2 separate regions of the Homo sapiens genome follow, and region 1 is linked to region 2. Evidence: chromatin loops called from intact Hi-C (ENCODE). Cell type or tissue: chondrocyte. All regions are shown on one strand. Each heading gives the region's core, and the rest is flanking DNA. Links, peaks and the distances in the headings are about the cores only.

Region 1 (15,875 bases), core at 4,713-12,712, 270 kb before region 2:
GCAGATGTCGACTCAACTGGTTGTTTATTTTCCAAGTTAGAAACTTCTACTTCAGTGTTGTCAGAACAGCGTTTTTTTGATGGCGATGGTTTTGTACAAGATTTCTCTACATTAAAAACGATGAAAAAAGACATTCAAATTTGTAATTTCTCACATGAAAAACTTGAGGGTAGATACTCAACAAATTAATAAAACATCACCCCTCCCTATTCTTTTAAATGATTTTAGTTACAACCAGAAGTATGTAAAACCCCATTCTCTTTCAGCAACTTAGAAATCTGATATGAAAGATCTTTTCAAGCAGACACAATTTATATTATAAAAACCTTAATGAAAAGATATTTAGAGCTAAGCTGTGGGGATGGAAAGGCATAAGAAGGATGCAATGGACTCTGGGGACTTGGGGGGAAGAGCGGAAGGGGGGCGAGGGATAAAAGACTACAAATATGGTGCAGTGTATACTGCTCGGGTGATGTGTGCACCAAAATCTCACAAATCACCACTGAAGAACTTACTCATGTAACCAAATACCACCTCTACCCCAATAACTTATGGAAAAATAAAAATAAAGATATTTAAATCATATTTTCAAAATATATGCATAACACTTTATATAGTGTTAAGACAATAGTAAATAAAAAGTGCATACACACAGAATAAGAAAGCATTCTAACAGATTTTAAGGATTATACAGCCTAATCACCTCATCTTCAGATAAGAAAAATCAAGCCTAGAGAAATTCAGTTGCCCGCCTAAAGTCACACAGCTGAGCCAAGTGTAGAAACCAGGTTTTCTGTTTTTGAAACATTCTTTCATGGAAAATAACTAATAAGCATGGTTAGAAGGGCAATTGGCTTGAGGTTTAGGATTACGACAGGAGACAGAAAAAGTGACTGAATTATCTGGTCAATACCAAACAAATTCACCAGTACAAATATTTAACATTTCATATTTCAAGCTTCTATGAACACCTATAAAATAACTGAAAAAGCCCTAAAATTAAAAAAAAAAAATCTATCAGAACCATAAGGCATATTATTTCTAACTATGAGTTTCAATATATCTCCTGGAAAATTAATATTTTCAAAGAAGGTACATTTCATATGAGGTCAGTTTCATCAACTGCCTAAACAAATGTTCTGGCAGTGACCAAAGTAGTATCAGGGATAAATCATGATTGCCTCGTTGACATCAACCTAAGTAAATATACATCATGAAACTTTCTAATCTATTTTTTCCCCACTCCACTTTTATGTCTCTTTTTTTCTTTTTTTGAGATAGGGCCTCACTCTGTCACCCAGGATGGAATGCAGTGGTGCAATCTCAGCTCACTGTAGCCTCAACTTCCTGGGCTCAAGCGATCCTCCCACCTCAGCCTCCTGTGTAGCTGGCACTACAGATGTGCCACCATGCCCAGCTAATTTTTGTATTTTTTGTAGAGACAGGGTTTTGCTATGTTGCCCAAGGTGGTCTCCAACTTCTGAGCTCAAGCAATCTGCCCACCTCAGTCTCTCAAAGTGTTGGGATTACAGGCGTGAGCCACTACACTTGGCTCTTTTTTCTTTTCTTTTCCTTTTTTTATTTTTGAAACTTTCTAATGTTTTATAACTCACTTATCGATCTATTTTCTATGAACACATCTAATAATTTTTGAAAGTGTTCCTGCTTTAACATGCAATACCATCTGGAAATACAGAATTCTTCTAGTTTACAATTATCTAAAACAGTAAATGTGAACTTCTACCTAAACATCGAAATGTAGTTTTGAACTTCTACCTAAAGAAGTTTAGGTAACACTGGTTTCAAATACATAGCACTCAATAGTACAAACCCATCTCACAGTGAAAACGAAGATCCTGGACTAGGGTCAGGCCCCTATTTTCCTGGCTGAATACCATATAATATGTAATGTATTTCCTTCACTCTCCCTTCAAAATGGATAAACGTATGAAAACTAATTCTTGTTCTATGATTAGCTTCCAAAATAACTGAGCTAGCCCCATGTACACTTCTCTGCTTTCTTTTTTTTTAAAAAAACATTGGTTTTGCCCTCTGTAATTTTTTCTATATTTTATTTTACAGTTGTATTACAGTATTTTACAGTCGTACTAAGGAAGATTATTATCTCCAGACTATTCTACACTCCAGGAAAAGACTAAGGAGGCTGTCTGATGCTGGCTGGGAATCAATCCTAGGATTGAGGAAAGAGTAAGACTACAGGTGAGTTTTTGTTTGTGTGTATGTGTGTGTGTGCTTGTGTTTAATTCCACCACTTCTGGAGATTAACAACCTAAACTTTAGAGAGTTGGTTCAGCAAATAGAGAGTGAAAAGGGTTCATTAAATGTCAAGCATGGGCAGTGTGCCTTCCATTGCCTTGCTGGTACCGGAGACACCACCCAAACTCAGTGGCCAGCTGTTCTGCCACCCCTGGGATAAAAAAACTACACACTACTGTAAGTATAAATGTTACCCTACTCCTTTATTTTTCTTCCCTTGAGGTTTTAAGGATAACTTCAGAATGAAGAAAATAAAGTTCAATCAATTAATTTAAAATATTTTTTAGAAGAAACCGTTCCAACCCTATAGGTTCTAGGCCTAATATAATAACTCTGAAATAGAATAGAAGGCTGTTATTTCCCCCAGAGGCTGTTACATTTGTCTCCCAAAGAGCTTGGTTCTTCTATATGCTAATGAAATGTTTGGGGCTTGTCTCCTTCAAAAGAAAAAAAAAGTAAATGTTATTTTTCCCCACAAAGTCTTTTACCTTCACCACCAGAGAGGGGCTGCTGGTTACTTGCTTCTGAAAGTGGCTGTCTAGCTCGCTTAGCATGAGTCATAGACCTTGGAGCTGCTGTGGGCCTCTCAGCCATTTTTCTCTGAAGATTCTCTCGCCTGGCACGGGTTCGCTCCAGCAGTTTCTACATAAATAAATATATCAGTGTTAAAACACAAGTTTAATCAAAGGTTCATAAAATTGCAGTATCTTCTAAAATCACCAATTGCCATACAGGATGACAGTTAAACACATTTCAAAAGTGAAATCCTAAGCAATTATGTCAAGATTCACTAAATGAGTACCCCAATGTCATAACTATTACAGGAATATTACAGAAGGAATAAAATATGTAAAGTTAGTTATATAAGATTTTTAACGGCCACAAATTTTTTCTGCTTTCATCAAAAGACAGAATCTATTTCTTCACCCTTGAATCTGGGCTGGCCTTGTGATCTGCTTTGACCAATAAAATATGGTACAAGTGATATTGTGAGACTTTTAGGCATCAAGAGATTTTACAGTTTGGGGTCTCTCTCTCTCTCTGCCACTAAGTGAACATGCCCAGGTTAAGTCTACTAGAGGAGACACATGGCCCAGGTGATGGTCAGTATCAACTACCAAACATATGAATAAGGCCACCTTAGACCATCCAGCTCCAGATAATCTGCCAGATCACTGAAGATTCCTGCATGACCACTGCAGAGACAAGCAGAAGAACAGCCCGGCTGAGCACAATACAAATTGTTGACCCACTGAATCATGAGAAATAAGAGTATTGTTTTAAGCCACTATGGTAGGCAAAATAATGGTCCCTCAAAGATTTTTTGTCCTAATACCCTAAACCTCTGAATATGTTGCCTTACAGAGCAAAAGAGACTTTACTGATGTGATTAAGAATCTTTAGATGGAGATAATCCTGAATTATCTGGTCAGGCCCAACATAATCACAAAGGTCCTTATGATGGAAAACACAGAGGCAGGAAGATCAGAGTCAGGGAAAATATGACCATGGAAGCAGAGGTCAGAGTAATGTGATTTTTGGCTTTGAAGATGGGGGAACAGGACAAGCCAAGAAATACAGATGGCCTTTAGAAACAAGAAAAGTTAGGAAACAGATTCTCCCCTACAGCCTCCAGAAGAAACACAATTCCACTGACATGTTGATTTTAACACAGTAAAATCCATTTCAGATTTCAGAGTGAGACCCTGTCTCTAAAGAACTGTAAAATAATGAATATGTTATTTTAGGCCACTAAATTTGTGATAACTTGTTACAGCAGCAAAACTAATAGAGCCACTAAAATCTGGGGTGGTGGTAAGCAGCAAGAGATAAATAACATATTAGTCCTTTGAAAACATAAAACACTTCCTAAGAGGAAAGAAAAACAAAATAATCTTATGTTTTATTTAACTAAATATTAACATATAATAAAATGGTTTTAAATTGAAATCTTAGCCATTCCATAAAGTCATGAATACTCCTTTCTACTCCAAATCAACTGATGTTCCTATTTTTAAGTCAATTTTAGTAAAGCTCAAACACAAGACCCTGTAAAACAATTCATTTTCTTTCAAATGCACACAACTAAAGGAGGTATGCAGATTATTATTACTGCCTTGCATACTCAGATACAGTAGTTAGTGCAGGCTGAAAAATTAAATTCCATTTGACTCTTTTTAATTCCTTAAAATACAGTAACAATTTTTTAAAAATCTGAGTATGTAAAAGAAATATGAGCTAAATTTGAAAGAAGGCACACTCTCTACTCTTCTTAAGAATGATTTCTAATTTAAAGTTCATTGAAAAAAGTGACACTAAATTGAAATGCTCTAATCACTGAAAAAATAATTTATGAACCAAATGGCTTCCAAAATACAAGACCTTCACCCGCTAAATAAAAGTCCTTCAACAAATTCAAGAATAAGCATATTGTTTCACAAATCCATATATGTCCGATAATTTCCCCCCATGATACAATATGAGAACTAAAAATAAAATACTAATCCTCCCAACCAACTGAACAGATCCCCTCTTGATGAAGGGGACCCCAGAGAAACCTTAAAAACCGAGTTCTCAGCCATGATGGAACAGGAGGCCGCATGCACCTTGTTATACCCCTCCTTTTGCTGTTTAAACACAATAACTGATGAGCATTAATGTTAAATAGAGATCATAAGACTGACAGAAGACTCTTTGTAGCAATAAGATATCAAATTATAAACAGGATCAAGCCTAGGCAACAAAGCAAGATCCTGTCTCTGCAAAACATACAAAAGTTAGCCAGGCATGGTGGGGCACATCTGTAGTCCCAGCTACCTGGGGGGTGGGGTGGCTGAAGCAAAAGGATTACTTCAGCCCAGGAGTTCAAGGCTGCAGTGAGCTGTGATCGCTACTGCACTCCAGCCTGGGTAACAGAGTGAGACCCTGTCTGTAAACAAATAACTAGGACCTAAGGCCATGCCAGGCAAGGGTTAAGTCACAAACTCCCTACACTTAAAAAATAAACTATCTTCTAACTGCCAAAGTTTTTCTTTTACTCTAGTAGCTGAACAAGCACTGACCTTGAGATAAGCAATAAATATTAAAACAATTGCAGCTCATCTTCCATCAGACACTGACTAACCCTCCTGCTCCACAAGCTACAGCTACAGCTTTAATTGGACAAGAGATTGATTTCAATAAATCTATCTCAGTAAGAAGACCACCAACCATGAACTGATTCTGGCCAGTTTACAGAGGCTGCTCACTTGAATGCCTTCATGTCCCCACCTCACCTTTTGACATATAGGGCCCAACTGTAATGTATTTCCACGTTAAGTCTTCATCCCAAAGTGAACATGGGATGCATGTAACTGCACGTTTGTTCAGTACCCACCCATCAGGACCCCTTTGTAAATACTCATAGCTCTGCCTATAACCTGTTGAATATGTATACCTGGCTAACCCTTTAGGCATAAATCCCTGTTCCAGCTTCTCCTCTCTTGAAGTGCCTGTTTCCAGTCTCTGCCCGAAGCTATTAAATATGTTTCCCAGCCTGTCAGGATGGCCACACTGTAGGCTGTAAGCCTTTATAAGAAAGTCTCTGCTGGGCACAGTGGCTCATGCTTGTAATTCCAGCACTTTGGGAGGCCAAGGCAGGCGGATCACTTGAGGCTAGGAATTTGAGACCAGCTTGGCAAACACGGTGAAACCCCATCTCTACTAAAAATACAAAAATTAGCCAGTTATGGTGGTGCATGCCTGTAGTCCCAGCTACTTGGGAGGCTGAGGCAGGTGAATCACTTGAACCTGGGAGGCAGAAGTGACACCGAGCCAAGATCGCACCATTGAGCTCCAGTCTGGGCGAGAACGAGACTCTGACTCAAAAAAAAAAACGAAAAAAGAAAAAAGAAATAATGTCTCCTTTCTAAATTAATAAATTTGTAATTTTTCAATTGCTATATCTCTCACTTCCCAGATACAACACTAGCCTAATTATATTCATTCGTGGACATGCCCACATTCCATTCTGGTCAGTTAGAACATTTGTGAGTCAGTACAGCTTCAGTTACCATGAGCAGTAGGTCACAACAAAAGAATGTGATTTTGTCATTCAAACGTATATGAATGTTCTATTGCTTACATTAGATTCAAAAATTCCCAGATTAAAAAAAAATTAAATAGATACACAAAAAAAGATCCCTAATCTGTGAAGTAAAGCTATAAACACCAAAGGTTATTAAATTAAAAGAAATTATATATCTTAAATATATAAACTCAATAGCTCAATAAATGTAAGTAGCCGTTCCTTATAATAGTATATCAGGAATTTTAAAACTCTTTTAAATACAAGGTATATTCCTTGAAATATCACACCTTTCTCAAACAGTGTAGGCATTAAAAAAAAAAAAAAACCACTGCAATAACATATTCAAGAAGTAGGATAGCCCACATGTATGAATCTCAGGTAACTGAAGCTTATAGTCCCTGAACAACTTTTGCCACATACACCCCAAAGTCATCTCTGACAAATTTTTCTAGGAGATTTTACTAATTTCCTTGCCTTCTTTAACACAGTAGACTCAATATAAATTAACTTCTTATTATTTTCAATATGCTCTAGCAGCTCTTCCCCAGGGAACTTCATTTAATTCTGGAAAATAAGAGAAATTCCACTAAAAATGGTAGTGGCATGTTTATTTGCATACTTATTTATATGCAGCCTGCAGACATAAAAGGATCTAAAGCGTCTACAATAAAATATGCTTCTGTGAAGTATTTTAATTATAGCTTTTTCTCTTTTAAGGTTTTTATAAAGAAAGTTCTGGATTGGTACACTTCACTCTGGGTTTCTTTGTAGTATTCTTGTACTGGGATGACTATCACCTGTGAGTAGAGCTTCAAACTCTTGACGTTATGAGTAGTGAGTTTATGGTTTTGTCACCTGGGCGACACTGCGAGACTCCGTCTTAAAAAAAAAAAGAGTGCCAGAACAGTATCAGCGACCACAGGGAGGAAGACCAATGCAGAACAGTCTTGTTTGAGGAAAAGAGAGTTTACCATGATTGTAACCTTTCTCAACTGGAGTTACCAAAATAATTAAGCCCTAATACGCTGGCGTTAATATGATAGACTTATTTCCTATGTTTGTAGGGTGGCATTGAATTATCCTTGGGAGAATTGAGAAAATAGTCTCTCAATTTTCCTGTGTACCATGGTTCTGAGAGGAAACCCTGGTTGAGAGAGTCATTTTATACTGACTTTCAGTTGATAGACAACTGTACCAGTAGCTCATTTCACTGTGCAAATGTTATGAATGCTATAATTAAGCACCCAAGAGTTGGAATCAATTCAAGTAGTTCATTCATTACCTATTAAGGAAAAGACGTCTAAGCTGTTTTTCCAACTGCAAGTGATCTAACTTTTCATAATATAAACCATACATATTTCTGAGCACATCCTAAAACGATCTAAACAGGTAAAGTTTCTTTCAGTTGAGATTTGTACTACCTTCAGAATGACATTTTTAAGTAAAATGAAGTGCAATTTTCAGCCAACTTAAAAATGCTTTGTTCCTGTCTGTTACTTAGGAAGACACATAGGGCTAATGTTTTAAGGAATCGTATTCTAGTTTAGATAAAATAAATACACGCTTTTCGACCTCAGTGTAAGTGAAAGATACTTGGTGCATGACCAGCCCTATTTTAAGGCTAATACAAAAATAGGCTCTAGATTTTTCTATTAGAACCTTTAAGGAAGGTGAAAAAAATTGATGTATTTGTCCCAAGATGATTAAGAATTTGAAACAGAAAAATAGATTATGTCATGCTTGAATATAAGTAAACTCTAATTGCTGAAATCTGTAATTAATATCTCATACATAACTTATAGAATTATAATTACATCTCCCCGAAAGAATTACCACTCTTCACAGCATTTAAGTTTTTGAATCAGTGTAAACAGTTTTAGGTCCACTTTGCAACACTCAAAAACTAACAGTTTGAAATTTGCACAACAGCCTAAAGAAAGAGGAACTGTCCTGGAATAAAAGAGAGTGGACAACTGGCAACAAAACACTCCTGAATGTGACAACGCACATTCTCCACAAAAGCTAAAACTAGAGAAATCGACACAATAACCATGTAACCCATATGCAATCTCAAAGGAACAAAAGATGAAATAAGTACTGTAATGATATGCCCCAGAAACACCGAAAAGTTTATTTCTTTGCTCTAAAATCGTGAGCTGATAGTTTTGCTCGGTACACTTGCATTGTTTCAATTAAAATGGTCAGTCCCGGGTATGAACTTCTTCGTTAGTTAGCTGAACAATGGGATCTCAAGGAACTACTGGCTTTTTATGAACGAATGCAGTGGTTTCTAGCACCTGCTTATTTTAACGTTTTGCTGTCATTTCATTAGCATCTCCCCTGCGGGCTGCGTGAACTCCGCAAATCACACATCCTACTGCCTTTCCCGGCGGCAGCCGCACTGAGTCACCGGCCCCGGACCCCGCCCTGCAGGGCATTCCAGCTGCTTCCAGCAGGACCCGTTCCGCAGGCCTGCGCCTCACTCTTGCTGCGCCAGGACTGCAGAGGGACATGGTAAAAACGGGGGCTGAAAGACCTCTCGCAACAGCCTTTTAGGACAGACTCAAAGCCTTCCTCCCTGAGTTTTATCTGTAGGACCGAAACAACAAAATCTCAGAGGAACCCACCAACCACAGCAGGCCGCAGCCGCGGCGACCCCGGCCCGCACACACTGCGCACGCGCGCACACACGCGCCCTCCGCCCGGTGGGGGTTCGCCCAGAGGTTGACAGAGGAAGGTGGGTGGGGGCCTAGAGCGGTGGGTCATGGCTGGCTGCACCCGCAAACTCACTCACCTCCGTAAACGGATCCATCGCCCCAGGCGTCGGACTACGAGACGATGGAAACGGTGGTTCAAATTCAGGAAGAGAAAAGTGAGTCTCAGCTCAGTGTGTCTCCTGGAAAAAACCAGGAGTCTGAGGCGGGGGAACTCTCCCACAACCAGCTGTCCTCTCCTCTCGGCTTCCAGTGACGGACTCGGCCTCTGCAGCCGTTCAAATTTGAATTTCAGCGCCGAGCCGCGAGCATGCGCGCTGGGCGGAGCCGGGGCGCCCTCTCCCCGCCCCTGCGCTCGGTCACGTGGCCGCGCCGGGCCGGGTGGTTCCCAGGGGCGGCCCCGCCTCCTTCCCGGCCCCCTCCCAGCCCTCGCCGCGGGGTGGAGGCGGGCAGCGGGGCGCTTCCTGCTCTCCAACGGCGTCGGGTTCCTGGCTCCACCCCCAACAACCACACATTCCCCTCAGCTTTAAGGCGATTGCTTCACACCAACCGCGTTTGGGTGTTCCCGCCTTCCTTCATTCCTAAATAAAGTATTAAGGCCGGGAGTAGTGGCGCATGCTTATAATCCCAGCATTTGGGGAGGCTGAGGCTGGAGGATCGCTTGAGCCCAGGAGGTCATGGCTGCAGTGAGCTGCGATCTCACTACTGCACTCCAGCCTGGGCGGCAGAGTGAGACCCTGCCTCAAAAAAGAAAAAAAAAGGATTAAGAGCCCTTGTGTTGGCAGGACATAATCCCAGCACTGTGGGAGGCCGAGGCGGGCAGATCACGAGGTCAGGAGTTCAAGACCAGCCTTGCCAACATGGTGAAACCCCGTCTCTACTAAAAATACAAAAAAATTAGATAGGCATGGTGGCGCGTGCCTCTAATCCCAGCTACTCGGGAGGCTGAGGCAGGAGAATTGCTTGAACTGGGACCCGGGAGGTGGAGGTTGCAGTGAGCAGAGATCACACCACTGCATTCCAGCCTGGGCTACAGAGCCAGACAAAGAGCCCTTGTGTTTCAGGTGCTGCTAGCCCGTTGGCCTTCAGTAGCTTTGTTTCCTAGGTCACACCCAACTCCTAGTCCCCAAAAGGGGGACTGCAGGCCTGGCCCTCAGAAAAGCCAGTTCCGGTGGGTCCCCGACACTCTAAGCCAATGAAATAAAGCTAAAATTAACAGACTGTGTGAAGCGTTCATGCACAATTTTTTATTTTAAATTCCATCCAACTGTGTACAGTGTTAGAGCGGGAGGAATTCTGACAAGCCCTCTATCTAGTTCAATCCTTCCTTTTACTGCCGAGAGAAGGGACACCCGAAAACGTTAAAGAAACTGGTCCAAAGAAATGAAAACCCTGTTCTCAGCTCATGACCCGTTTTCCACACTAGCTAAGGCTGTGTCTCCTGCTTATTCTTTGTAGAGTACTCCAAATTGTAAGATAGGTTACATAATTTCTGTATCAGATTCATTTCTTCTATAACAAGTCTGTGCAGGTAAAGATGACAGTTCTTGATTTGTTCATCTGAAAAGTTAAGAGTGACTGTCCATGAGCTGAACAAAACAGAACTATTCCTCCCAACTGAGTGGTTTCAATATGTTTAATAATATGTCCATCTTAGCAGTCAATCAACATTACAAAAAGAATTTACTAATATTTTTAATTTGAATTTTTGTATGATAAATTGTACGTGACTGAAATCACGGCAAGAGGTAAGGGAAATATTGCTTGGGGTCAGGGCTCCACCCAGTTAGCCAAATCGGTTAACCCATGGGTTTTTTTTTTTTTTAACCTTTGTGGGGAGTCATGGACTCCTTTGGAAATATGTTAAAACTGACCCTCTACCTAGAAAAATGACCATTTAATCATAAACTATTTAACAGGATTTTGTGAAGTTCATGGACACCAGGACAAGAACTTCTGATTTAGCCTGTTTGTATTTTAGTTTACTTATCTGTGTAACAGGAATAATCATCTGCCCTGATTTCCTCAGAGTTGTTAGGAGGGGCAGATGAAAAATGGAGAGACATAATCCAAAAATATTTCATAATAAGTAATAAGACACTGTCCGAGTGTGTAGTATATGGAATTATTAATATTTAACCCAGAATGTGTTACTTATGAACAAAGGAAAAAGATACTTCCATTTTTTTCAAGTGTGACAAGAAAGGTGTGTATGTATTTGGGGCGTGTCTGTGTGTGTATGCGTGTTTTAAACAACGTTGGAAAATGAGTCATTAGAAATTTATGTAGCCGTTGTGCCTTCTGGCTATCACTTCTATGAGCCTTAGTTTCTTTGTATCTACCTCAACTAGATTCTAGTTAAGACTAAAAGAGGTAAAGCACCTAGCATAAGATAGCTACTCACAACATTTAGTGTATCTTCCCTCACCATCCCACTATGTCTTTGGTTTCTACCTTGATAATGATGATGATAGTGATAATGGCAACCATCACAATTAAATAACTCCTAAGACTGAAACACCTACTATGTGCCAGAAACTACGGTAGATATTCAAGTCTACTCTCCTAGGGTATTACAATTGTCTCCTACTATACCTCCTTTCATTCTTAACCCCCGGTAGTTCATTCTTCAGTTTCTAGGCTAGAATGACTTTTATCTTTTTAAAAATTGTGTTATATAACAAATAAAAAAATTTGAAAACAAAAAAATTATGTTATGAAATACAATAAAAATGTGAATAATAAAACATAACCATATACCAGCCACCTAGCTTAAAAAAATACAAAACATCCCACATGTAATTGAAGTCTCCTGTGTGTCCCTTCCTATTCTCATTCATCTTCCCACTCTTCCAGGGTAAAACTATCTTGATTTGATGTTTATCATTCCCATAGAAATATGTATACTTTTATCACATCTACATATATATCCATAACAATATCTAGTGTTTTATATATAAATTTTATTTGCAGAATGTAAGTCTTTCTGCAACTTTTTCTGGCCCAATAATATCTTTATGGGATTTATCCTCACTAATAACTGTAGCTGCATTTCATTCATGTTCACTGCTAAATTTTATTATACAAATATACTTGTAATTTATGTACCCATTATCCTGTTAATGGACATTTAGCTTATTTCCAGTTTTTCATTCCAAAGACCCCATGATGCCATGACTATCCTTTATATGCACATGCAAAACTTTCTCTAGAGCAATATACCTAGGAATATTATTACCAGATATTAAAAATAAACTGCTCTTCAAAATGGTCATAACAAATGATACTCCAGTCAGTAGTATATGCCCCTGGCTGCTGCTCTAGTTCCTCCCCAATATGTGGATACATTTTAAATTTTGCCATTCTTGTTTGAGTGCCTTTCTCTTATCACTAGTGAAGGTGAACATGATTTTTTATTTATTGGACTTTCAATTTTCTTTTTCTGTGATTTTCAACTTTATATCCTTGCCCATTTTTCTGTGCAATTATTTGCCTTTTTCTTATGGATTTATAGGGTTTTTGTTGGTTGTTTACTATTTTCTGGGAAAATAAACTTGGTTGGTTTTTCGGCTTGCCAATTTTTTGGTTTGTGGCTTGTCTTTTTACTTTATGATGTTTCAGATGTACAGAAATGTTTAATATAACTAATGATACACACACACACACACACACACACATACACACATACACATACACATATACCATATATATTTTCCTTTAGGATTTGTGTTTTTTATGCCTTAAGAAATCCTTCCATACCCTGAGATAATAAAGATGTTCTGCTGTACTTTCTTCTAAATATTTTAAAGTATGGCTTTTCATGCTTTTGTCTTTAAACTATCTGGATTGATCTTGTTTTTTGTATGGATAACCAGTTGTCTTAGCAGCAGTTATTAAATTGTCCATCCTTTCTCTCATTGACCTGTAATGCCACTTTTATCATATATCAACTTTTCTTTTTTTTTTTCCCGAGACAGGGTCTCGCTCTTTCGCCAAGGCTGGAGTGCAGTGGCCTGATCTCGGCTGACTACAACCTCTGCCTCCCGGGTTCAAGCGATTCTCCTGCCTCAGCCTCCCAAGTAGCTGGGACAACAGGCATATGCCACCAAATCTGGCTAATTTTTGTGTTTTTAGTAGAGTTGGGGTTTCCCCATGTTGGCCAGGCTAGTCTCGAATTCCTGGCCACAAGTGATCCACCCAACTAGACCTCCCAAAGTGCTGGGATTATAGGCATGAGCCACTGCGCCTACCCAACAGTTCTTTCTTTATCTTATTTTATTTTATTTTATTTTATTTTATTTTATTTTATTTTATTTTATTTTATTTTATTTTATTTTTTGAAATAGGGTCTTGCTCTGTCACCCAGGCTGGAGTGCAGTGGCACGATCACAGCTCACTGCAGCTTCAAATTCCTGGCCTCAAGCAATCTTCCCATCTCAGCCTTCCAAGTATCTGGGACAACAGGTGCATGCCACCACAACCCGCTACTTTTTAAAATTTTTTGTAGAGACAGGATCTCACTTTGTTGCCCAGGCTGGTCTCCAACTCCTGGCCTCAAATGATCCTCCCACCTTGGCCTTCCAAAGTGCTGGAATTACAGGTGTAAGCCACTATGTTCAGCCTCAACTTTTTATGTACACATAGGTCTATGTCGGACTCTATTCTGTTCTACTGGTCTATCTATTCCTCTCCCAATATCACACTATATTAGTTATAAATGTTGATATCTGGTAGGGCAAATTCCAATTCAACTTGGATTATTTTGCCTCATTGTTCTTCCACATGAATTTTAGGGTCAGATTCTCAAGATCCAAAAAGAAAAGAAAAGAAAATCCTCTTCTGATTTTTAATTCAAATTGCACTGAATTTATCACATAATTTGGAGAGAATTCGCATCTTTGTGACAGCAATGCTACCCATTTATGAGCATGGTATATCTTCATTATACCTGCTAAAAATGTCTATAACAAACTTACATAAAGATCTGTAAACTTTTGTTAAATTTATTCCTACGTATCTTTGTTGTTGCTGATCTTTTTAGTTTTAGTAATTTATTTATAGAGAGGGATCTTTTTCAAATGTAAATTTTGCAGTGTCAATTCCTTGTTTGGAGCTGCTCTATGTCTTTCGTTGTAATTAAAATGATATCCAATAATATCCTTATCATACCTACAAGGCCATGCATGATCTGGAATCTACCTGCCTCTCCGAATAACCTAGTATTCTCCTAACATCACAATACTTTCCTTTTTTTTTTTTTCTTTTCACTATGCTCCAGCTTCAGGCCTTTTTTCTGGTCATAAAAAAATGCCAAATTTCTTCCTGCCTCAAGGACTTTCCACTGCCTGGACACTCTTCCTCTAGATTTAGCACGTCTGCTCCTCGTTATTTGGGCCTAAGCTTGCATGTGCTACCTCCTGAAAGAAGACTTCTTTGATCAGGTGGCCACCCCCGTCTTCTCTGCCCACCAATCACTTTCCATTCTATTACTCTGACTTCTTCATCACATTTGCCACTATCTGACATTATTTTAGTTATGTGTTTATGTTTATTAGCTAGGCCTTCCTACTACAGTGTAAGCTGTGGCAGTGCAGGGACTTGTTTATAGCTGTAACCCAGCACCTTCTGGCACATGAGTGCAGTAGATACTTGTTAAATAAATGAATATAAGCATAACTCTTATTCCTATTTTAGAGATGGGAAAACTGAGATGCATAGAGGCTAAGGGATTGGCCTAAATCATCAAAAGTGTCTTCCCTACTTATTTATATAAAACACAAAACTTCCCAAGTTATTTAAATAAAACCCACAACATAATACATTAATTTAAGAATAGAACCAAGAGTCTGAAGTAGAAATAACTAGAGATTAAAGATAGCCCTGGAAAATGAGTATTTGCTCCAAGACCTGTTCTTTTAAACAAAGGAAATAATAATTATGTCTTTTGCAGATAAAATTGCTGATAAAAAGGCTGAAAAACACAAAAATTTGAAAGCAGGGACTGCAACAAAGACCCTCCAAATGCTGTATATTTACAGTTAATTTTTCAAAATACAGTCACACACATTTGTATTTTATATTTTATACTATTTTTATACTTTTTAAAATACTATTTATATTTAATTTTAAAATTTTTAGACTATTTATACTTAATTCACAAAGTAATACAATAACACAAATCTTTTTATTTTTACAGGGAGAGAAAAGGCCAAGACCTAATCATAAGGCAGTGGCAAGAAGAGCTAAACTCAAGTTCTCTACCTCAGGTTATTTGGCTGAAGGGCCACTTCTTTTACACTTTTTAAAATTATTATTATACTTTAAGTTCTGGAGTACATGTGCAGAACGTGCAGGTTTGTTACATAGGCATACACGTGCCATGGTGGTTTGCTGAACCCATCAACCTGTCATCTATATTAGGTATTTCTCCTAATGCTATCCCTCCCCTAACTCTCCACCCCCCTACAGACCCTGGTGTGTGATGTTCCCCTCCCTGTGTCCATGCATTCTCATTGTTCAACTCCCACTTATGAGTGAGAACATGCGGTGTTTGGTTTTCTGTTCCTGTGTTAGTTTGCTGAGAATGATGGTTTCCAGCTTCATCCATGTCCCTGCAAAGGACACGAACTCATCCTTTTTTATGGCTGCATAGTATTCCATGCTGCATATGTGCCACATTTTCTTTATCTAGTCTATCATTGATGGGCATTTGGGTTGGTTCCAAGTCTTTGCTATTGTGAACAGTGCCGCAGTAAACATATGTGTGCATGTGTCTTTATAGTAGAATGATTTATAATCCTTTGGATATATACCCA
Region 2 (15,875 bases), core at 4,304-12,303:
GTGAGTCTGTCATAAATAGCTCTTATTATTTTGAGATATGTTCCATCAATACCTAGTTTATTGAGATTTTTAGCATGAAATGCTGTTGAATTTTGTTGAAGGCCTTTTCTGCATCTATTGAGATAATCATGTGGTTTTTGTCATTGGTTCTGTTTATGTGATGGATTATGTTTATTGATTTGCATATGTTGAACCAGCCTTGCCTCCCAGGGATGAAGCCAACTTGATTGTGGTGGATAAGCTTTTTGATGTGCTGCTGGATTCGGTTTGCCAGTATTTTATTGAGGATTTTTGCAACAATGTTCGTCAGGGATATCGGCCTAAAATGCTCTTTTTTTGTTGTGTCTCTGCCAGGCTTTGGTATCAGCTGGCCTCATAAAATGAGTTAGGGAGGATTCCCTCTTTTTCTATTGGTTGGAATAGTTTCAGAAGGAATGGTACCAGCTCCTCTTTGTACCTCTGGTAGAATTCGGCTGTGAATCTGTCTGGTCCTGGACTTTTTTTGGTTGGTAGGCTATTAATTATTGCCTCAATTTCAGAACCTGTTATTGGTCTATTCAGAGATTCAACTTCTTCCTGGTTTAGTCTTGGGAGGGTGTATGTGTCCAGGAATTTATCCATTTCTTCTAGATTTTCCAGTTTATTTGCATGGAGGTGTTTATAGTACTCCCTGATGGTAGTTTGTATTTCTGTGGGATCGGTGGTGATATCTCCTTCATCATTTTTTATTGTGTCTATTTGATTCTTCTCTCTTTTCTTCTTTATTAGTCTTGCTAGTGGTCTATCTATTTTGTTGATCTTTTCAAAAAACCACCTCCTGGATTCATTGATTTTTTGAAGGTTTTTTGTGTCTCTATTTCCTTCAGTTCTGCTCTGATCTTAGTTATTTCTTGTCTTCTGCTAGCTTTTGAATTTGTTTGCTCTTGCTTCTCTAGTTCTTTTAATTGTGATGTTAGGGTGTCGATTTTAGATCTTTCCTGCTTTCTCTTGTGAGCATTTAGTGCTATGAATTTCCCTCTACACACTGCTTTGAATGTGTCCCAGAGATTCTGGTATGTTGAGTCTTTGTTCTTGTTGGTTTCAAAGAACATCTTTATTTCTGCCTTCATTTCGTTATTTACCCAGTAGTCATTCAGGAGCAGGTTGTTCAGTTTCCTTGTAGTTGTGTGGTTTTGAGTGAGTTTCTTAATCCTGAGTTCTAATTTGATTGCACTGTGGTCTGAGAGACTGTTTGTTATGATTTCCCTTTTTTTTTTTTTGCATTTGCTGAGGAGTGTTTTACTTCCAATTATGTGGTCAATTTTAGAATAAGTGCGATGTGGTGCTGAGAATAATGTATATTCTGTTGATTTCGGGTGGAAAGTTCTGTAGATGTCTATTATGTCTGTTTGGTCCAGAGCTGAGTTCAAGTCCTGGAAATCCTTGTTAATTTTCTGTCTTGTCGATCTGTCTAATATCGACAGTGGGGTGTTAAAATCTCCCATTATTATTGTGTGGGAGTCTAAGTCTCTTTGTGGTCTCTAAGAACTTGCTTTATGAATCTAGGTGCTCTTGTATTGGGTGCATATATATTTAGGATAGTTAGCTCTTCTTGTTGAATTGATCCCTTTACCATTATATAACGGCCTTCTTTGTCTCTTTTGATCTTTGCTGGTTTAAAGTCTGTTTTATCAGGGACCAGGATTGCAACCCTTGCTTTTTTTGTTTGTTTGTTTGTTTTTGCTTTCCATTTGCTTGGTAGATCTTCCTCCATCCATTATTTTGAGCCTATGTTTGTCTTTGCATGTGAGATGGGTCTCCTGTATACAGCACACTGATGGGTCATGACTCTTTATCCAATTTGCCAGTCTGTGTCTTTTAACTGGAGCATTTAGCCCATTTACATTTAAGTTTAATATTGTTATGTGTGAATTTGATCCTGTCATTACGATGTTAGCTGGTTATTTTGCCCGTTAATTGATGCAGTTTCTTCATAGCATCAATGGTCTTTACAACTTGGCATGTTTTTGCAGTGGCTGGTACTGGTTGTTCCTTTCCATGTTTAGTGCTTCTTCAAGAGCTCTTATAAGGCAGGCCTGGTGGTGACAAAATCTCATCATTTGCTTGTCTGTCAAGAATTTTATTTCTTCTTCACTTATGAAGCTTAGTTTGGCTGGATATGAAATTCTGGGTTGAAAATTCTTTTCTTTAAGAATGTTGAATATTGGCCCCCACTCTCTTCTGGCTTGTAGAGTTTCTGCCTAGAGAGCCACTGTTAGTCTGATGGGCTTCCCTTTGTGGGTAACCCGACCTTTCTCTCTGGCTGTCCTTAACATTTTTTCATTCATTTCAACCTTGGTGAATCTGACAATTATATGACTTGGGGTTGCTTTTCTTGAGGAGTATCTTTGTGGTGTTCTCTATATTTCCTGAATTTGAATGTTGGCCTGCCTTCCTAGGTTGGGGAAGTTCTCCTGGATACTTATCCTGAAGAGTGTTTTCTAACATGGTTCCATTCTACCCATCGCTTTGAGGTAAAGCAATCAGATGTAGATTTGGTGTTTTCACATAGTCCCATATTTCCTGGAGGCTTTGTTCATTTCTTTTCACTCTTTTTCTCTAATCTTATCTTCTCGCTTTCTTTCATTAATTTGATCTTTGATCACTGATATCCTTTCTTCCACTTGATCAAATCAGCTATTGAAGCTTATGTATGCTTCACGAAGTTCTTGTACTGTGGTTTTCAGCTCCCTCAGGTCTTTTAAGCTCTTCTCTACACTGGTTATTCTAGTTAGCCATTCGTCTAACCTTTATTCAACGTTTTTAGCTTCCTTGTGATGGGTTAGAACATGCTCCTTTAGCTCAGAGAAGTTTGTTATTACAGACGTTCTGAAGCCTACTTCTGTCAATTCGTCAAACTCATTCTTCCTCTAGTTTTGTTCCCTTGCTGGCAAGGAGTTGTGTTCCTTTGGAGGAGAAGAGGTGTTCTGGTTTTTGGAATTTTCAGCCTTTCTGCTCTTGTTTCTCCCCATCTTTGTGGTTTTTTCTACCTTTGGTCTTTGATGTTGGTGACCTACAGATGGGGTTTTGGTGTGGATGTCCTTTTTGTTGATGTTGATGCTACTCCTTTCTGTTTGTGAGTTTTCCTTCTAACAGACAGGCCCCTTAGCTGCAGTTCAGTTGGAGTTTGCTGGTGGTCCACTCCAGATCCTCCTTGCCTGGGTATCACCAGCAGAGGCTGCAGAACAGCAAATATTACTGCCTGATCCTTCCTCTGGAAGCTTCATCCCAGAGGGGCACCCGTCTGTATGAGGTGTCTGTCAGCCCCTACTGGGAGGCGTCTCCCAGTCACGCTACACAGGGGTCAGGGACCTACTTGAGGAGACAGTCTGTCTGTTATTGGAGCTCGAATGTGCTGGGAGAACCACTGCTCTCTTCAGAGCTGTCTGGCAGGGACATTTAAGTCTGCAGAAGCTATCTGCTGCCTTTTGTTCAGATATGACCTGCCCCTAGAGGTGAAATCTAGAGAGGCAGTAGGCCTTGCTGAGCTGCAGTGGGCTCCACCCAGTTTGAGCTTCCCTGCCACTTTGTTTACACTGTGAGCATAGAACCACCTACTTAAGCCTCAACAGTGGCAAACGCCCCTCCCCCTACCAAGCTCCTGCCTCCCAGGTCGGTCTCAGACTGCTGCGCTAGCAGCAAGCAACGCTCTGTGGGCATGGGACCTGCTGAGCCAGGCATAGGAAGGAATCTCCTGGTCTGCCAGTTGCAGTGGCACAGTATTTGGGCAGGAGTGTACTGTTCCTCCAGGTACAGTCACTCACGGCTTCCCTTGGCTAGTAAAGGGAAATCCGCCAACCCCTTGCACTTCCCAGGTGAGGCAATGCCCTGCCCTGCTTCGGCTCGCCCTCCATGGGCTGCACCCACTGTCCAACTAGTCCCAACAAGATGAACCAGGTACCTCAGTTGGAAATGCAGAAATCACCCGTCTTCTGCATCGATCTCGTTAGGTGCTGTAGATCGGAGCTGTTCCTATTTGGCCATCTTGGAAGCGACTCTTGACATTTTATTTTTAAAGTAAACTTTTTATTCAATCAAACCATAGATGCATAAAAGCATACAGTTCATAAGGGAATAGCTTGATGAATTTTCATAAAAGCAGCATACCTGTATACAGTACCTAGATCAAAAAGCAAGATATTACTAGCACTCCCAAAAATCTCCCATGTGCCCCCTTCTAGGAACTAATCCCAAGGACACCCACCACTCTGACCTCCAACAACATGGATTGGCTTCGAGTGTTTTAAAGTTTATATAAATGGACATGCAAAATGCACTTTTGGTGTCTGGCTTCTTTTTCTCTCAACACTGAAATTCATCCTTATTGCTTGTGTAGTTTGTTCATTGTCACCATTGTGCAATATTCTGCTGCATAACTATACCACGCTTTACTTCTCCATTCTCTGTTGGTGGATTTTGGATTGGTTCCCAGGGTTTGGCTTTTGAAATAGTGCTATGAACATGAGGTCATACTTGTATGTGTCTTTCAGCAGCTATATGCACGCCTTTCTCTTGGGTGTATAACTAGAAGTGAAATTGCTGGGTTGCATGGCAATATGTATGTTTAACTTTATAAGAAACTGCCAGATAGTTTTCCAACATGGATATACCAACTTCCACACCCACCTCCAGTGACTTGATGTTCTGGTTTCCCCATAGCTTTGCTAACACTAGCTATAATTGCACCAGACAGTTTGCATGTGTCATTTTGATGCAGTCTCAGTAGTGGTTACAAGCGTGGACTCTGAAGCCAGACAGCCCCGGTCCTTATCCTGACACCACCCTTTTAATATCCCTAAGACCTTGGCCAACTTCCCTAGCCACTCTGCACCTCAGTTTTCTAGTCTGTTAAGTGGGAATAAGAACAATAGCCCCGGCCAGGTGCTATGGCTCACCCCTGTAATCCCAGCACTTCGGGAGGCTGAGGTGGGTGGATCACCTGAGGTCAGGAGTTCAAGACCAGCCTGGCCAACATGGTGAAACCTCATCTGTATTAAAAATACAAAAAAAAAAAAATTAGCCGGGCATGGTGGCCCATCCCTGTAATCCCAGCTACTTGGGAGGCTGAGGCAGGAGAATCACTTGAGCCTGGGAGGTGAAGGTTGCAGTGAGCCAAGATGGCACCACTGCACTCCAGCCTGGGCAACAGAGTGAGACTGTCAAAAAAAAAAAAATAGCCCTATCCTCTTAGGGTGGTGGTGCATTTATCACAGTGGCTATCACATGGTTACCACTCCACAGATGTTGGCTCTCACAGTTATTCCAGGTGGGTACCAGGAGGCTCCACAGTGATCTTTAGGGGGGCCCTGGGAAGCCCCTGTCCCTCAGCCTGTTCCGTTGCCCATGGCTAGGCTCTCCTTGGAGAGAGTGCTATTGGTACCTGTGTCTGTGTCAGATGCCTGGGAATGGTGAGTCCAGGGTCCATTCTGTGGAATGCATAGATGAATATGTCCTATGGCTGCTGGGGAGGGGCTCACCATCTAGTGGGGCAGGAGATCCAGGGACAAATTGTGACCCAACTGTGACAGAGAAGCTGGTGTGGGGCAGATAGGGAGTGGGAGGATGTGCAGAGCTAACTGTGCATGGGGGCATCAGGGATAACTTCTCGTATTTATACCTGATGCACCTGAGGAATGAATCGGGTATGAGTTAACCAAATGTGAACAGAGAAGCACTAGCTGTGGGTTGGGAGTGGGGAGCAGGCTTCTTATCTCAGTGTTCCCCAAAGAAGAAGGGGGCTAAAAAGATCCTCGGGCTTGTATGGACAGTTGCCTTTTCTCTTCTCACAACTTTTCTAGCTCCTTCCCCATACACATAGTCCCTGAATTGCTCTGGAAGAGCTAGTGGTTATGTAGAGGGCGAAAAGGTCTGAAATATTCAGAATAAAGTGCAGAAATTGAATTTCAACAATATTTGGTCCAATCAGCTATGCTTTTAAGTAAATGAAAGACTAATCGATATTTCTTTTTATTCATATTTTTAGAAATGATTGTTTCCTATTCCCATTTAGTTTTTCTCTTCTAATTTTTGCCAGAGGAGAGGTTCTCCCATTTTTAAATGGAGCATCGCTGTGAATCATGCTGCATTAAATATGAAAGTTTATGCTCATAGCAACTAATGGTGCTGGAAAATAGAAAGACAGTTTTCTATTAAAACTGCATGAGACTAACAGTGCCCATGAAGAAAGCTTTTTAAAGAAAACCAGTCCTGGTATTTGTTAGGGCCAAAATACACACAAGAGATTCCCTTGGAGTCAAGACCAGCTGAAATAGAAGCAGAGTCATAGAGCTCAGGAAGGGGAGACCTGGCAAGTCACTTAGACCTTCTGAACCACTGTTTCCTCCTCTGTAACCAGGGAGGATCAAACCAGCAGGCCTCAAATGGCCCATTCCAGCTCCATCATTTGGAGATCTAAAAATAACGTGACCACTGGAGAATACCTGCCTAATTCTCTCTCCTAATTTCCCTTCAACAGTCTTCTGCTCTGGGCTCCCTGGCTCAGTCCCCTCTGAATCTGTCATTAGAATACCCCAGCGCTCTACCAACCTCTCCCGTCTGCTCTTCCACCAATAGAGGAGAAGCCTGTGAAATGCTGAGCGATTCCGGCCACTCCCAACAGGACAGTGACACTGAAGCCTCAGCCCCCAACATCATCCATGAAAAGTGGACAACCTTCTTTCTAGGCTCTGTTTCCATTCCTAAGACTGAAACTCTTAGGAAACACTTCGTTTCAAAATTTTAATCATCAGCATTATAAAAAATCTGATCTACAGACCAATCAGTACTTCCTGTTGACAGGAAATAAAGCAGGCACCCAGTGGGTAAAGTAGTTTCCCGAAGTCACACAACTGTTAGTGACAGAGCCAGGACTAAGCCCCAGGCTTTCTTGCCAACATAGTAGTGTTTTTATTAACTAGGGAAGGAAAAGAAACTAACATTTCTGAGGAACTGGTCTGTGCCCTGAATCTCAAATGACCTGGGAAGATTGCTATCACTGACCCCATTTCACAGATGAGGACACTCAGGCTGAGAATCATGTCTTGGTTATTCTTGGTGTCAGGAGAAGTAAAATGTTCCTGCTTCCAAAGCCTTGCTTTCCCTGTCCTGTCCTGTCACTTCCCTTGCCAACGGTTGGGGTTTTTATGGAACAGCACTTGCATTTTAGCCTTTGGTTTTTAAAGCACCAACTCACTCCTCTGACTCATACTTCCTAGGTGCACCTTCTGTGGAATGCAAAGATCAATATGTCCTGTGACTGCTGAGGAGGGGCTCGCAGTCCAGTGGGGCAGGAGACCCAGGGAGCAACTGTGACCCGACTGTGACAGAGAAGCTGGTGTGAGGCAGACAGGGAGCAAGAGGATGTGCAGAGCTAACTCTGTGAGGGGATCAGGGAGGGCTTCTTGGAGGTGGTGGCAGGAGCTGAGGCACACAGGATGAGGAATCACTTATCCGGAGCAGCAGGAGAAGAGCTGGCTTTATCTGGGTGGAAAAATAAAAACTTTGGTTTAAATACAGATGTAATTTTGAGGCCCAAAACAACTAGAATAACAGAAAGACAACCAGTTCTCAGGATAATGGGCAAAAAAAGGGCTTCAGCTTCCCACATTCAACATCATTTTTATTAGAGTTATTTTAACTTATCTTTACCGCTAATGGCCCGCAGCCACCCACTTTCGAGGCAGCTTCCCGGCAACACCAGCTCTCTGATCTAATTTTACCCACAAGAAATTTGAGTTTGGAAGAACATGTGCAGAAGCTTCATTTGGTAGAAGGAGGCTAGAGGGAACCGGCACCCTGGGCCCCTGGAGAGCACACACAGCAGAGGGGCAGATGTCGGGGAGGATTTGACAGTTGCAAAACTGCCTATGGAAGGCCAAGCATCTGAGGGACAGCCTCTAGACTACCACCCATGCTGTGGTTCCCCAGCTCTGGGGAGGATGACATGAGTCTTTGGAATGTGTATTTTATTTTTGTCCTGCCTGGGTTTATAGCCCTAAAATGAGGTCTCTGCCTTCAGAGCAGAAAGGACCAGATAGTCTGATTGACCAGGGGAGGAGCCCTAGCTACTTTCCCCTGGGATGCCACTCTGTAAGTCATGCAAGGGCACCTCCAAGGAAGCCTCTCTGGGTGTCCCTTGTGATAAGCCCCATGTGTCAATGTGTCTGTGCAGAGGGAAGTGTTCACAGCTATACCAAGGGTGCACAGGGGAAGGCACCGCAAGGTTTCTTTATGACTCAGGCCTACAGAGTGGGTGGGAGAGGAGAGAGTACAGATTCCAATATGAATCAGCCATCCCTCCTAGCCTGGCAGGCCGCCAGCCTTTGCAACTCCCTTCTGATGCCAGACTATCTCCCAGCCTGTGCTCCACTGATGCCTGGAGGACTGCTCCTCAGTCATCCACTGTCAACACAAATTGATCTATAGGTTCAGTGCAATCTCAGTCAAAATCTCAGCAAAATCAGAATCTCCTGCTCTGCAAAAGACAGTAAGCGAATGAGAAGGCAAATCACAGATTGTGAGAAACTATTTGCAAAAAACATGTCTGATAAAGGACAGCTATCCAAACTAAATGGAGAACTCTTAAACTTCAACAATACAAAAACAAGCAACCCAACTGAAAAATAGGCAAAAGATCTGAATAGACACCTCACCAAAGAAAATACACAGGTGGTGATACACTTTGGATGTGTTTCTACCCAAATCTCATGTTGAAATGTAATCCCCAACGTTGGATGTAGGGCCTGGTGGGAGGTGATGGGATCCTGGGGGTGAATTTCTCATGATGGTTTAGCAGCATCCTCTTGGTACTGTCCTCGCCACAGTGAGTGAGTTCTCAGGAGCTCTGGTTGTTTAAAAGTGTGTAGCACCTTCCCCTTTTTCTCTCTTGCTCCTGCTCTAGCCGTGGGATGTGCCTGTGCCCCCTTTGCCTTCCACCATGATTCTAAGTTTCCTGAGGCCTCCCCAGAACAAACTGTTTCTTAACATATAATTCAGCAATCATGTGCCTTGATATTTACCCAAATGAGTTGAAAACTATATGCATACAAAAACATATACATAGATGTTTATTGCAGCTTTATTCGTAATTGCCAAAAATTGGAAGCAACCAAGATGTCCTTCAATAGGTGAATGGATAAACATTTTTATATAGTATCTTGATGCCATTTAGGCTATGATTTCATTTTGAGACCAATCATTCAGAGCTGTTGCTTTTTTAATTTTCCCAAATTTTATTGAGAGAAGCCAAGCAGATGCCAACATCATGCTTCCTGTACAGCCTGTACAACCATGAGCCAATTTAACCTCTTTTCTTTATAAATTACCCAGTCTCAGGTATTTCTTTACAACAATGTGAGACTGGACTAATACAGATGGCAAGTAAGCACATGTAAAGATGCTCGACATCACATGTCATCAGGAAAATGCAAATTAAAAGAACAATGAGGTACCTCTACACACCTATTAGAATGGCCAAAATGCAGAACACTGATGATAGCAAGTTCTGGTAAGGATGAGGAGCAACAGGAACTCTCCTTCATTACTGGTGGGAATGCAAAATGGTACAGCTACTTTGAAAGACAGTTTGACAGTTTTGTACAAAACTAAACGTACTCTTTCTTACCGTATGATTCAGCAATCGTGCGCCTTGATGTTTTCCCAAATGAGTTAAAAACTTATATCCATACAAAAATATACCATAGATGTTTATTGCAGCTTTATCCCTAATTGCCAAAACTTGGAAGCAAACAAGATGTCTTTCAATGGGTGAATGGATAAATGTTTCTCTATAGTATCATGGTGCCAGTTAAGTTTTGGTATCATTTTGAGACCAGTCATTCAGAGTTGTGTGTTTTTTGTTTGTTTGTTTGTTTGTTTTGTTTTAGATGGAGTCTTGCTCTGTCACCAGGCTGCAGTGCAGTGGCATGATCTCAGCTCACTGCAGCCTCCACCTCCCAGGTTCAAGTGATTCTCCTGCCTCAGCCTCCCAAGTAGCTGGGACTACAGGTGCGTGCCACCATGCCCGATTAATTTTTTGTATTTTAGTAGACATGGGGTTTCACTATGTTGGCCAGGATGGTCTCGATCTCCTGACCTCGTGATCCACCTGCCTCAGGCTCCCAAAGTGCTGGGATTACAGGCGTGAGCCAGAGTTGATTTTTTAAATTAATTTTTCCAAATTATATTAAGACTATAAACTTTTGGATCGAAAAAGTTCAATGAACCCCTAACAGAATAAACATAAAGTTCAAAAGCACACAAAACCAATCACTATATTATTTAGGAATAGATACATATATAGTAAAAACAACAAATAGCCAAGGCAAGATTAACAAATTTCAGGATAGAGAGTGCCTCTGGGGAGAAGACGGGACACTCGAAGGCTTTAACTATATTAGTAAATTCTTTTTCTCAACTGATCTAAGGAGTAAATAAGTATTTTTATTACTATTCTTTAAATTGAATATATAGGAAATATTTTTGCAGGATCATAGATATCACAATAAATAGAAAATGAATTAATGATTCATCCATTCTTCTTCTGTGTTACTTATAATAACAAAAGCCAGAAACCTGGGGGTCACCCTTGACCACACCCTCACCAACCAAATCCAGTGAATTATCATCACTTTCCACTTCTCCCTACTTCCAGTATCACACCTGGCTCAAGCCACCTTGACTCTCGCCTGAAACATTGATATATCTTTCTCTCCCTTACACTCTTGCTCTAATCCAATCTCCATACAGCAGCCAAACACATTAAACCTTATCAGTCTATCTCATCATCCCCTTTGCTATCAGAAGCAATGGAGTGACATGTAAATTGCCCAAGGCCACACAGCCAGCAAATGGCAGAGGCAGGATTCAAAATCTACTAGTGTTACTGGAGAGTTCACATGTCTTATTCACCCACTATCCTACCTTGGGTGATACTGGGAAAGGCTCAGCCACTGCTTAGCATGGGGTAACGTCTGGATAAAGGACAATTTATTTTTCCTCCAATCATCACTTCACCTCCTTTATATTCCTGACTCCTAATTTTCCTTAACTCTGACTTGAAACCATACTTTCCAAGTAATGGCTTCCTAACCTCCTTGCCCGACTACAGCAAGTCCCTGCTATTTGTCCTTCCAGCACTTTGTCTATTTCTAGTAACATCCCTCCTCCACTAGATTGTGACTTCCACGAAGGCAGGAGTCTGCTTTGTCCCCCATTGCAGTGCACATCATACACCCTTACTCACTCTGGTTCTCTCCATGTCCATTTCTCAGTGAAAGTGATAGGTCACCAACAAGACCTCTCGCCTTGCATTTCAACGTCATGCAAGCTGATCTGGGGACCCTACCTGCAGGGCTGTGTGTGAGCCCTGGTGGGATGGGGAACTGAGACCAGCCCTGGCACATGGAACCTAAGATGGCCTGTTCCATGCAAGAGACCTGGTGCCTGAGTGGGAATGAAAGAGAGTTTAGGTACCCAAGATTTCAATCTCTGGGGCCAGCGAATGAATCATAAATGAGCCCCTTCTGCCCAGTAAAAAAAATCGTATCTAGTCCACTTACTCAGCTTGGGTGGGGAGCACCTGGATATTCACCCCAGGCATGTTGGGGCCACAAGTGATACAGATCAAGGTAACCAAGCAGGGATGGAGTTGGGGTAGGGGTGGGAGGGCAGGGGCAGGCACAGCCAAGATTGTGGGACTTCCCCAGAGGCCCAGAGAAGCTTGAGCCGGCAGAGGTCTGTCTCCTCTCCTTGGCAGCATTTAGAATTTTTGTCCACAATCTTTCTGCTCTGCAACAGAGGCAGGGTGCCTTCATGCATCTCTGAATACTTAGTGTCCAGCACAGGGCATGACCAAGGGTATACGTCCAAGAAATGGGAGGTGCAGCCCACCCCCATGAGTCCTTCAGGTCTGACTCAGGAACCTCCTTGAGAAGTCTTTCTTCCCTGACATTCTCTAGCTGTATCCATGCTCCTCACCGTGGGACCCCGCAGCCTTGGTGCTCTTGGTATTGTCATTATCCGGACACCAGCCAGAAGCTGTTGGTTTTGTTTGTTTGTTTGTTTTAAGGAATGGAATATTTTAAGTGTAGATATTTTGAGCTTTTTATGAGCCAAAAGCTTTTTACAGCTTTGCAAACTAGAAATTAAAAAGCCACTGAAGCATCCTACATGTTATAATTTCTAAGAAGGTGAATATTTGTTCACTACAACCCACATAAACAAAAAGCTCTTTGAATTCTCCCTCTTTTTGTTTTTTAAGAGTAAAGCATTCTTGAGACCAAAAAGTGAGAAAACCACTGTGAATTATCCTTAGCTGTGATAGGTCTATTTCTTGCTATGACCTCGTAAGGAACCAGTTACAGACTTCCAAGTACTGTACCATGTAAGTCCCTGGCTGGGCCTAAATTTTTGGCCTTCCTAGCTCAGGAAGGTAGCTTTTGGTGACCTGAAGGATTTTCACCAAAGTTAGCTTTTTAAATTTCTTGGCTCTGTATCTATTTTTCTTGTTATTTTCTCTTTTTTCCCCTCCTCTATTCTTTTTTTATTTTTCTCTTTATTCTTTCTTTTTTCATTTTCCTTTATTCTTTTCCTTTTCTTTTTTCTTTTTCTTTATTCTCTCTCTCTCTCTCGACAGAATCTTGCTCTGTCACCCAGGCTGGAGTGCAGTGGCACCATCATGGCTCACTACAGCCTCAACCTCCTGGGCTCAAAGGGATCCTCCTGCCTCAGCCTCCCAAGTAGCTGAGGCTACAGGCATGCACCACCACACCTGGCTATTTTTTTTTTTGCAGAGACAGGATCTCACTATGTTGCCCAGGCTGGTCTTGAATTCCTAGACTCAAGTAATCCTTCTGCTTCAGGCTCCCAAAGTACTGGGATTACAGGTATAAGCCACCATTCCTGGCCTCATTTTTAATTTTTTTTTCTTTTTCTTAATTCCTTTTTGTTTTTCTCATTGTTTTCTTTTTCATTTCTTTCCACATTCTTCTTTATTTAATCAGTATTATTAGTTAATATTGGTAATTAGTATTGTTAGCAGTAAGTCCAAAAGACTGGTAGGCCCTTTATAGCATCTCTGCCAAGGAGGAGACTCATATTGGCAGCTACATGCTCCTCAAGACCATTGCCAAGGGAACCTTTGCCAAGGTGAAGTTGGCCTGGTACATCCCGACTGGCACACAGGTGGCTGCAAAGGTCATTTACAAGTGTGGAACTCCAGCCTCCAGAGACTATCTCATGAAGACATCATGAAGGTATTGTATCATTCCAACATTGTGAAATTATTTGAGTTGATCGAGACCAAGGAAGCACTTTACCTAGTCGTGGAGCAGGCTAGTGAGAGAGAGGTATTTGAGTACCTAGTGGCTCATGGCAGCCTGAAGAAGAAGAAAACCTGAAGCAATTTCCACCAGATAGTGTGGGCTGTGCTATGTGATAGTATTGCTGCCAGAAGTGTAGTATTGCCCATAGGGACCTGAAGGCAGAATAGTTGCTTTTGGATGCTGACGTGAACATCGAGACTGCAGGCTTGGGCTTCTTTGGCAACAAGCTGGGTACCTTCTGTGGTAGTGCCCCTCATGCCACCCAGAACTCTTCCAGGGCCAAAGTAAGGTGGCCCCAGGGTAGAGGTGTACAGCCTGGAGGCTTCCTGTATATCTAGTGATCACATCCCAGCCCTTTGATGGACAGAACCCTAAGGAGCTGCGGGAGTAGTGAGAGCTGAGAGGAACATTTGGTATTTGTTTCTACCTGTCCATGGAGTGCGAAAACCTGTTCAAGTGAATCCTCATGCTCAATCCAGCAAGAGAGGCCCTCCTATGGGGAGAAACTAAAGCTTTGCGTTGAGTCATTCTCTGACTACAAAGACCTGGGCAGGCAGAACTGATGGTGTCCATGGGTCGTACATGGGAAGGGATCCAGGACTAGTTGCAGGACAATGAAGTGTTGGCCACCTATCTTCTCCCAGGCTACAAGAGATCCAAGCTGGAGGCTTGGATCATACCCCTGAAACTAATGCCTGCAACTGATCCCGCTACCAAGCTGCCCTCCTTCCCCATCCACAAGGTACAGTGTATCATCCCTGCCAACCCAAAACAGCAGAGATGCAGTGAGCCTGCCATTCCTACCTTTACTTCATACTCTGAGAATAGTCGAAGGAACAACACAGAAATCAGAGGCCTGAGGAGGACCTGGAGTCAGGGCAGAAGCCAGCAGCACAGCTAACGTGCCTGCTAGTCCCCTACCTGGCCTGGAGAGAGGACCACTCCCCCTGCACAGCCCCCCAGTGAGGCCCTGTGGCCTCCCCCTTCACCCACACCCCAGCAACAGTGGTGGAGCCCCAGGTGGAACCAACTTCCCCCAGGGCGTCTCCTATAGAGAAAACTAAGTGCACACTGGGCACCTTGGACAGGTGCAGGATCAGTAGAATTTGCCCAAGGTATGACCCAGCCTTTCCCTATGGAAACAGCCAGTGCTGGCAGGGGACCACGGGGAGGTTCTTCAACTTCCTCTGCAGGCACCTGTGTTTCAGGTTAGCCAGAAAGAACCAGCCTGAGGCTGAAAGCAGAGTGCAGATAGCGAAACCTCAGGTGGTGGACAGCAGGGCAAGGTTGAGCACAGGAAAGAATGTGGGAGGTCAAGCTAGCTCCTGGCACTTGCCATGAGGCAAGGAAGTCCTGAGCTCCAGGGAGCCCAAGGAGATGGGGCAGGAAATGGGCCATGCTGGAGGCAAACAGCTGTGGGTAGGAGTGAGCAGAAAACACACACTGCTGTGCATGGCCCGCCTGGCTGAGAGGATCTCATGCAGTGGAGGACGCAGGTGTGCAAGCTGCCAGGCTTCGCTCAGTGGGATCAGATCAGGAGAAAATCCCATACCTCCCTGGCCTTCAAAAGCATTGTCCTTAAGATAAGTGCTGACTTGAAAGGTTGGCCAGGGGCCACCTGGGGAATAAGGAGGGCAGCCCATCTGCCCCAGCTGGGGAAACTGCAGAGACTGGACTGCTTCTCCAGGGGCTCTTCTTCCTTCCTGTGCTCCTCTCTGTCTTGTCTTCTGTGTTTATTAGGAAGAGGAGATGGTTCTATAGAAATAAACAAACACGATCAACACACACACAAATATATATGCCAATTTACTATATTTAAATACAATAGTTAAAAAAACCCTGCTCTATGACTGCAGCTGTCACAAGACAATCATCTACAACTTTCCGAAGGGTGGGCCCTGAACCCTTCAAAACACTCTTGTGACCCACCTGAAAAATGATAAGAAAAACAATATCCTCAATGGAAACCAAAGCCTGAAAGAGCATCCCGAGAGTGGGACAACTGTCAGTGGCTGTAAAGAGGCTTCCCTGGAGCTATGACAATGGCTCTTGCTGCTGGGAAACAAGGCCTGAGGGCCACACCTGTGTGATGAATACCGCTCTGAGACAGCCACCCCACTATGTATAATCCTAAAACAATCTCAGTGTATCCTCTCTCGTGTCCTGTGGGTGGCTGGGCTCAGCTAGGTGGTTGCTCTGCTCCTTGTGGTCTCTGCTGGGCTCACTCCAGGAGGGTACATCAGGCTGGGGACTGGGCTGGGTTGCAAGGTCCCAGATGATTCTCTCACACTCTGAGGCCCTGGTGCTGATTGAGGGCTGGGGTGCCTCAGTTTTTCTTCCTGTGGCCTCTCAGTTCACAAAAGGAGAGTCAATACTTCCCTATAGCATGGCAGCTGAGTTCCGGGAGGTAATATTCCAGGAGAAATGAACGACTGCTTATCAACCCTTTGCTTGCCTCACTCTCACAAATCACATGACTAAGCCTGGAGTGAATGTAGGGAGGGATCACACAGG

What was found. Peaks named below come from ENCODE experiments on the same cell type or tissue, not always from the same donor. Only the 100,000 strongest peaks of a DNase experiment are listed, where the experiment ranks them.
Region 1: it touches region 2 in a loop (2.8-fold over the local background); 3 of 110 quality-filtered maps call a loop at or near these places.

The regions. Positions count from the first base shown.
Region 1 is chr7:36,383,310-36,399,184 of GRCh38, reverse strand. ANLN (anillin, actin binding protein) reads right to left here and starts at 9,323. Exons shown (of 24, transcript NM_018685.5): 1 at 9,141-9,323; 2 at 2,766-2,919; 3 at 1-106. The coding sequence starts at 9,158. It also overlaps a transcript of MATCAP2 not described here. RefSeq lists enhancers at 8,497-9,087, 9,088-9,678 and a silencer at 9,269-9,678. In chondrocyte, for the core only: a CTCF peak has its summit at 8,905; DNase peaks (open chromatin) are centred at 8,774 and 9,434.
Region 2 is chr7:36,108,111-36,123,985 of GRCh38, reverse strand. It overlaps the pseudogene MARK2P13. Among named protein-coding and RNA genes, the nearest start is that of EEPD1, 37 kb to the left of the region's middle. RefSeq lists enhancers at 3,188-3,722, 3,723-4,258. In chondrocyte, for the core only: no CTCF peak of the experiment used is centred there; a DNase peak (open chromatin) is centred at 8,339.